2 separate regions of the Homo sapiens genome follow, and region 2 is linked to region 1. A link is an interaction called in ENCODE POLR2A ChIA-PET data of the cell type or tissue named here. Cell type or tissue: K562. All regions are shown on one strand. Links, peaks and the distances in the headings refer to the core of each region. The heading gives the core; the rest is flanking DNA.

Region 1 (2,912 bases), core at 276-2,775:
AGGTGAATTTATTATGTTTTCCTGGTAGAACTTGGAAGTTTCTCAGTGATCTCTGTGAGGTATAACTGAGGTACACCTGAGCCATAACTGTAGGAAGTCAGGGCCTGATTATGATCTAGACTAGACTAGGTGGTTCTCACTTGCATCGAGCCTCCGTAACCTGGAGGTTAGCTTTTCCCATCTGTCCTGAAAGTAAGGCTGCACGTGAATATGGCAGATCTTTTAGTTCACTAAAGCCTGCACCCTCAGCTCCTCCTTATTCTCAGTGTTTGGTGCCTGGAGACTGTGGGCTTTATTTTCCCACAGTGCTGCTGGGAGATTTCTGTTCAGAGGTGCCAAGCTCTCTAGTTAGGCAATGAGGATTTCATTTGGCCTACACAATGGGCAAGGAAGCTAAGGCGCAGTATGCAGAGAGAATTCTGGGACGAAGCGCTCCTCCAGCCACTTCAGTTTCAATGGAAATTTGATGTCCCTGCCTGCTTTGCACTTTTCAAATGGCCTGTCAGGAGTTGCCCTCCCAGAGCTGCTTGGCATTCTGGCTTCTCCTGGAGATGACTAATGGCAGCTGGTTGTGTGGGCCGCCTGCTAGAAGCTAGTCAGACCATACCATTATCTCTCCTCAGAAACACTGAGGCTTTGTCTGCTGCCCTATCTCCCCTGCATCCTGACACAGAGCGGTCACTGTGTCCTCTCCAGGCCTGAGCCCCTTCTTAGTGTTAGGGGGCTTTTGTTCAGAAGCTTTATTGTCCCCCTCTTTCTGGAGTGCTGTTCATAGTGGCCGTGGTACAGCATGAGTATTTGGGAAACAGGAGGAGTAGATTTACAAGCATTTTGAATTCTAATCCAATTTGCTGAGCAAGTGGAGTGTGAGGAAAATTAATTTTGCATTCTTCCCAAAAAAAGTAAAATGGAGATGAGATAGAAAATGTTTATCCCTTTACAAAAATCATCTTTACACATTGACACTGCTGTTTGCTTTTAACAAAGGAAGTAAAATGGGTGAGTAATTTGGTTCATTTGCATGAGTGTAGGACTCTTTTGTGTTTTTTTCCCTCCATTTGATTTGCAAAGACAATTTCTATTGACTTTTAGTACAAGTTAGGTATGAATCTCTAGAAAGCACACCACTGAGACGACCCAAAAGACAGTCCAGCTGTGGAAAAAACTACTTTTCTGTCATAGTCAAGGTGGGGCCCCAAGATTTGATAACAGACTTAGTTCCTTATGGCTGTGCATCTGCTTGCTGAATTGCCTCAAACTTCTGTTATCTCATTTGTTCTAAGTCCAAAGGATCAGTGCTGCCTATAAAGCTGACGGATTGCTAATTGCCTGTTTCCACACTGTACTCATAAACATTCATATTTCTTTTTCCTAATTTTCATTATCAAAGTAGTATATACAGGGGTTAAAATAATGAACCAGGACAAGGAGCTTATTATGAAAAGCAAGACTGCTGCTGCCCTGCTGCCCTACCCCTTCCCATTTCTTGTCCCTCTTCTCAAAGGTAAACACTTTATTATGCTTTTACTGCCTTCTAAAAAAATAAACACTCTTTTTTAAAGAGCAGTTTTAGGCACAGCAAAATTGAGTGAAAAGTACAAGTTTTCCTATAGTGTACTCCTGTTCCCAAACACACTCAGCCTCCTCATTATCAACATCTTCCAATCAGTGAACCCACACCGATGTAACATTGCTCAGAGTCCGTGGTTTACATTGAGGTTCACTCTTGGCATTGTGCATTCTGTAGGTTTGGATAAATGTATAATGCCATGTATCCAAGTTTTTTGTAGAGACAGGGCCTTGCTGTCTTGCCCAGGCTGGTCTGGAACTCCTGGCCTCAAGCAATTCTCCCACCTTGCCTCCCTCCCTTGGGGGTGGGGGATGAATGGGCAGGCACAGTAGCTCACCTGTGCCTGGCTCTACTTATTCATTCCTCCCTCCCCCCAACCCCTGGCAACCATTGATCTTTTTGCTTTAGCAAGCAAAAGGACCATAGTTTTACAAAACTACGGTCTCTGTAGTTTTGTCTTTTGCAGAATGTCATAGTTGGAATCATACTGTGTGTAGCTTTTTCAGACTGCTTCTTTAACTTAGTAAATGCTTCAGTTAAGGTTCCTCCATGTCTTTTCATGGCTTAATAGTTATTTCATTTTAAGGGGTGGATGATACTAATAGTCCATTATCTGGGTGTACCACAGTTGGTTGCTTCCAAGTTTTGGCAGTTATGAGTAAAGCTGCTGTAAAGATCCATGTGCAGGTTTTTGTGTGGACATATGTTTTTGACTCATTTGGCTAAATACCAAGGAGTGCTATTGCTGGATCATAGAGAACAAGTATGTTTACTTTTCTAGGAAACCACCAAACTGTCTTCCAACGTGGCTGAATTATTTTGCGTTCCTACCAGCAATGAGTCCCGGTTGCTCCACATCCTCACCAGTATTTGGTGTTCTTATTGTTTTGGATTGTAGCCATTCTAATAGTTGTGTAGTGATATCTCACTTTTGTGTTAATTTGAAATTGCCTACGGATGTATGATGTGGAGCAGCTTTTTTTTTTTTTTTTTTTAATTATACTTTAAGTTCTGGGGTACATGTGCAGAATGTGCAGGTTTGTTACATAGGTATGCACATACCATGATGGTTTGTTGCACCCATCATCAACCTGTCATCTACATTAGGTATTTCTCCTAATGCTATCCCTTCCCTAGCCCCCCCACCCACTGACAAGCCCTGGTGTGTGATGTTCCCCTCCCTGTGTCCATGTGTTCTCATTGTTCAGCTCCTACTTATGAGAAAGAACATGCGATGTTTGGTTTTCTGTATATACCCCTTAATGGGATTGCTGGGTCAAATGGTATTTCTAGTTCTAGATCCATGAGGAATTGCCACACTGTCTGATGTAGAGCAGCTTTT
Region 2 (2,912 bases), core at 132-2,631, 110 kb after region 1:
TCCCTGTTAAGGGCCACGTAATAGACTCAGTGGGTCAGGTGGTCCAGTCACAACTGTTCAACTCTACCATCGGGCTAAAGAGGCCATTGATCACTTTGTAAATGAATGTGCATGGCTGTGTCCCAACAAACCTTTATTTACAAAAACAGGCTATGAGCCAGATTTGGGACAGCAGTTTGCCAACCCCTGACCTAGAACCTCCTACAAAATGTCCCACAGAGCATACTTTGGAAAATACTGTGCTGGGTCCCGCTGTTGGTCACTCAAGAATTTCTTGTCAAGCATCGGGCACTATCATAAGAAAACAGGCAACAATAGAGACGTTCTATGCCCTCATGAGCTAGACAGATAATAAGCAAGCGAGTAGACTTATAACAAGTAAAATTATAAATTAGCAAGGATAAGTGGTCTAAGAGCCCAGAGAGAAACTCAGTGCTGTGAGACAGAGTGACGGGGATCACATTTAGACCAGGGAGACTGCAGCGGTGATGTCAGAACTGGTGTTGGGGCTGGGCATAGTGGCTCCCGCCTGTAATCCCAGTACTTTGGGAGGCCGAAGCGGGTGGATCACTTGAGTTCAGGAGTTCAAGACCAGCCTGCCCAACATGGTGAAACTCCATCTCTACTAAAAATACAAAAATTAGCTGGGCATGGTGGTGCACACCTGTAATCCCAGCTACTTGGGAGGCTGAGGCAGGAGAATTGCTTGAACCTGGGAGGCAGATCGCACCACTGCACTTCAGCCTGGGCAACAGAGCAAGACTCCTCAAAAAAAAAAAGAAAAACAAACTGGCATTGGAAGGTAGAGGAGGCAGCAGTGCAGAGCCAGGGCTATGGAGCAGCAGCAGCTGGGGAACACCTTGGTGTTGTCCAGGCCGTGGAAGAAGGCTGGTTGGCTGGATGCAGTTAGTGGGGCCAGAGAGGCTGTGCTGATCCAGGGAAGTGGAGGGGGCAGACCCCCATAGCTGGGCTGATCTGGGGAGTCTGGGGCGGGAGAGGCGACAGAGCTTCCCCACAGCTCTGGTTTGGCCTCACCCACTAACCATGAGGGTGGTAGCAACGCAGACGGAAAGACATAGAAGGATTTGAAATATGTCTCAGACAGAATCAACTGGATTTAGTGACAGATTGGTTGTAGGGGAGGAGGAGAGGAAGGAGTCAAAGATGACGCCCTGGTGTCTAGTTTGAAAGGGCCATTTTCTGAGATGGGGAGGGCATAGATATGTTTAAAAGCTCTGTTTCGATTATCCCACATCAGGATTTAAATAAAGTACAAAGAAGGATCATAGCAATGACAAAAACTGAGCAAAGTAATTTAATTTTTAAGGTGTTAGAATTCTCCAAAAAAGCAGAACCAAAAGAGAGAGAGAGAGAGAGAGAGAGAGAGTGTGTGTGTGTGTGTGTGTGTGTATGTAGAGAGAGAGAGAGAGAGAGGTGGGGGCTGGGGAGAGAGATTTATTCTAAGGAACTAGCTCGAGATTATAGAAGCTAGCAAGTCCAGCATCTGCAGGGTAAGCCAGCAGGCTGGAGACTCAGGGAAGAGCTGATACTACAGTCCCAATGTGAAGGCCATTTGCTGGTGGAATTCCCTCTTCTTCAGTGAGGTTAGCCTTTTCTTTTAAGGCCTTCACCTGATTAGATGAGGCCCACCCACACTAACTGGGGTCATTTGCTTTGCCGAAAGTCTCCTGCTTTAAATGTTAAACTTGGGCCATGTGTGGGGGCTCATACTTGTAATCCCAGCACTTTGGGCGGCTGAGACAGGAGGATCACTTGAGCCCAGGAGTTTAAGACCAGCCTAGGCAACATAGGCAGACCTCCATTTCTACAAAAAAAATTTTTTTTCAATTAGCTGAGCTTGGTGGCGCACATCTGAGATCCCAGCTACTCAGGAGGCTGAGGTGGGAGAATCACTTGACTCTGGGAGTTTGAGGCTGTAGCAAGCCATGATTGTACCACTGCTCTCCAGCCTGGGTGACAGAGACCCTGTCTCAAAAAAAAAAAAAAAAAAAAAAAAGAAAAGAAAAAAAACCTTCACAGAAACATCTAGAATAATATTTGGCCAAGTATCTGGGTGCCATGCCTATCCAAGTTAACACATGCAATTAACCATCACAGAATGTATTAAAATATTTAAATTACTTTTCTGTGGGGTGCTTTGTTTGTGAAGCAGGCTGTACAGGATTATTAAACATTCTGGGGGAAAGATTGTATTTAAATCATGTGAAGTCTGAGGGGCTGTGAAATATGCAGGTGGTGATGGCAGGCAGGCGATTGCACAGCAAATCCGGAGCTGGATGGGAGAGCAGAGCTTGAAACACAGATCTGGGGGTCGTCCATGAAGAGATCCATGCTGTCTAATGCAGGTTCCTGGGATGATGGGAATGTTGTGTATCTGCACTGCCCACAGGGCAACCACCAACCACACCTGCTTTTGAGCACTTGAAATGTGGCAGATGTGACTGAAGACTGAATTTTTAATTTCAATTTTCATGTTAAATAACCACATCATGTGTGGCTGCCATGTTGGACAGCATGGGCACAAATGGAATTTAAAGCCATTAAGAGTGGAGGAGAGCACCCAGTCCCTTGGTCTTAGGGAAGCATACAGAGGGAGGACCGAGGAACACACCTGGGAACCCCAGTGTTTGTTGTGGAGGTAGAGGAGGAGGACACAGCAAAGGGGACCAGGAAGGAGCAGCCAGAGAGGTGGCCTGAGCTGGGGCCACAGGCTTCAGCGGCCTCACGGGTCACAGGTGTCATCTATGCATTTATTCCCTCCCTGCCCTCTTGATGTCTTAGTGTCTGCTTTTCTGATACGATGTTGGAGAGATAACTGAGGAAATAGTGGGCATAAAAGCACTGAAAATAGTCAGAAGGCCTTTCTAACACTGTGCTGGGTGAAGCCCACA

Evidence for each region. ChIA-PET counts read pairs that join two places held together with the same protein. Peaks named below come from ENCODE experiments on the same cell type or tissue, not always from the same donor. Only the 100,000 strongest peaks of a DNase experiment are listed, where the experiment ranks them.
Region 2: POLR2A ChIA-PET joins it to region 1 with 5 read pairs; 2 of 35 experiments call an interaction of 5 or more read pairs at or near these places.

What each region holds. Positions count from the first base shown.
Region 1 is chr17:20,188,942-20,191,853 of GRCh38, forward strand. The region is part of intron 3 of SPECC1 (sperm antigen with calponin homology and coiled-coil domains 1); the gene reads left to right. Among named protein-coding and RNA genes, the nearest start is that of SPECC1, 180 kb to the left of the region's middle. RefSeq lists a silencer at 355-649. In K562, for the core only: no CTCF peak of the experiment used is centred there; DNase peaks (open chromatin) are centred at 610 and 1,220.
Region 2 is chr17:20,297,563-20,300,474 of GRCh38, forward strand. The region is part of intron 13 of SPECC1 (sperm antigen with calponin homology and coiled-coil domains 1); the gene reads left to right. Among named protein-coding and RNA genes, the nearest start is that of FAM106B, 120 kb to the right of the region's middle. In K562, for the core only: no CTCF peak of the experiment used is centred there; no DNase peak of the experiment used is centred there.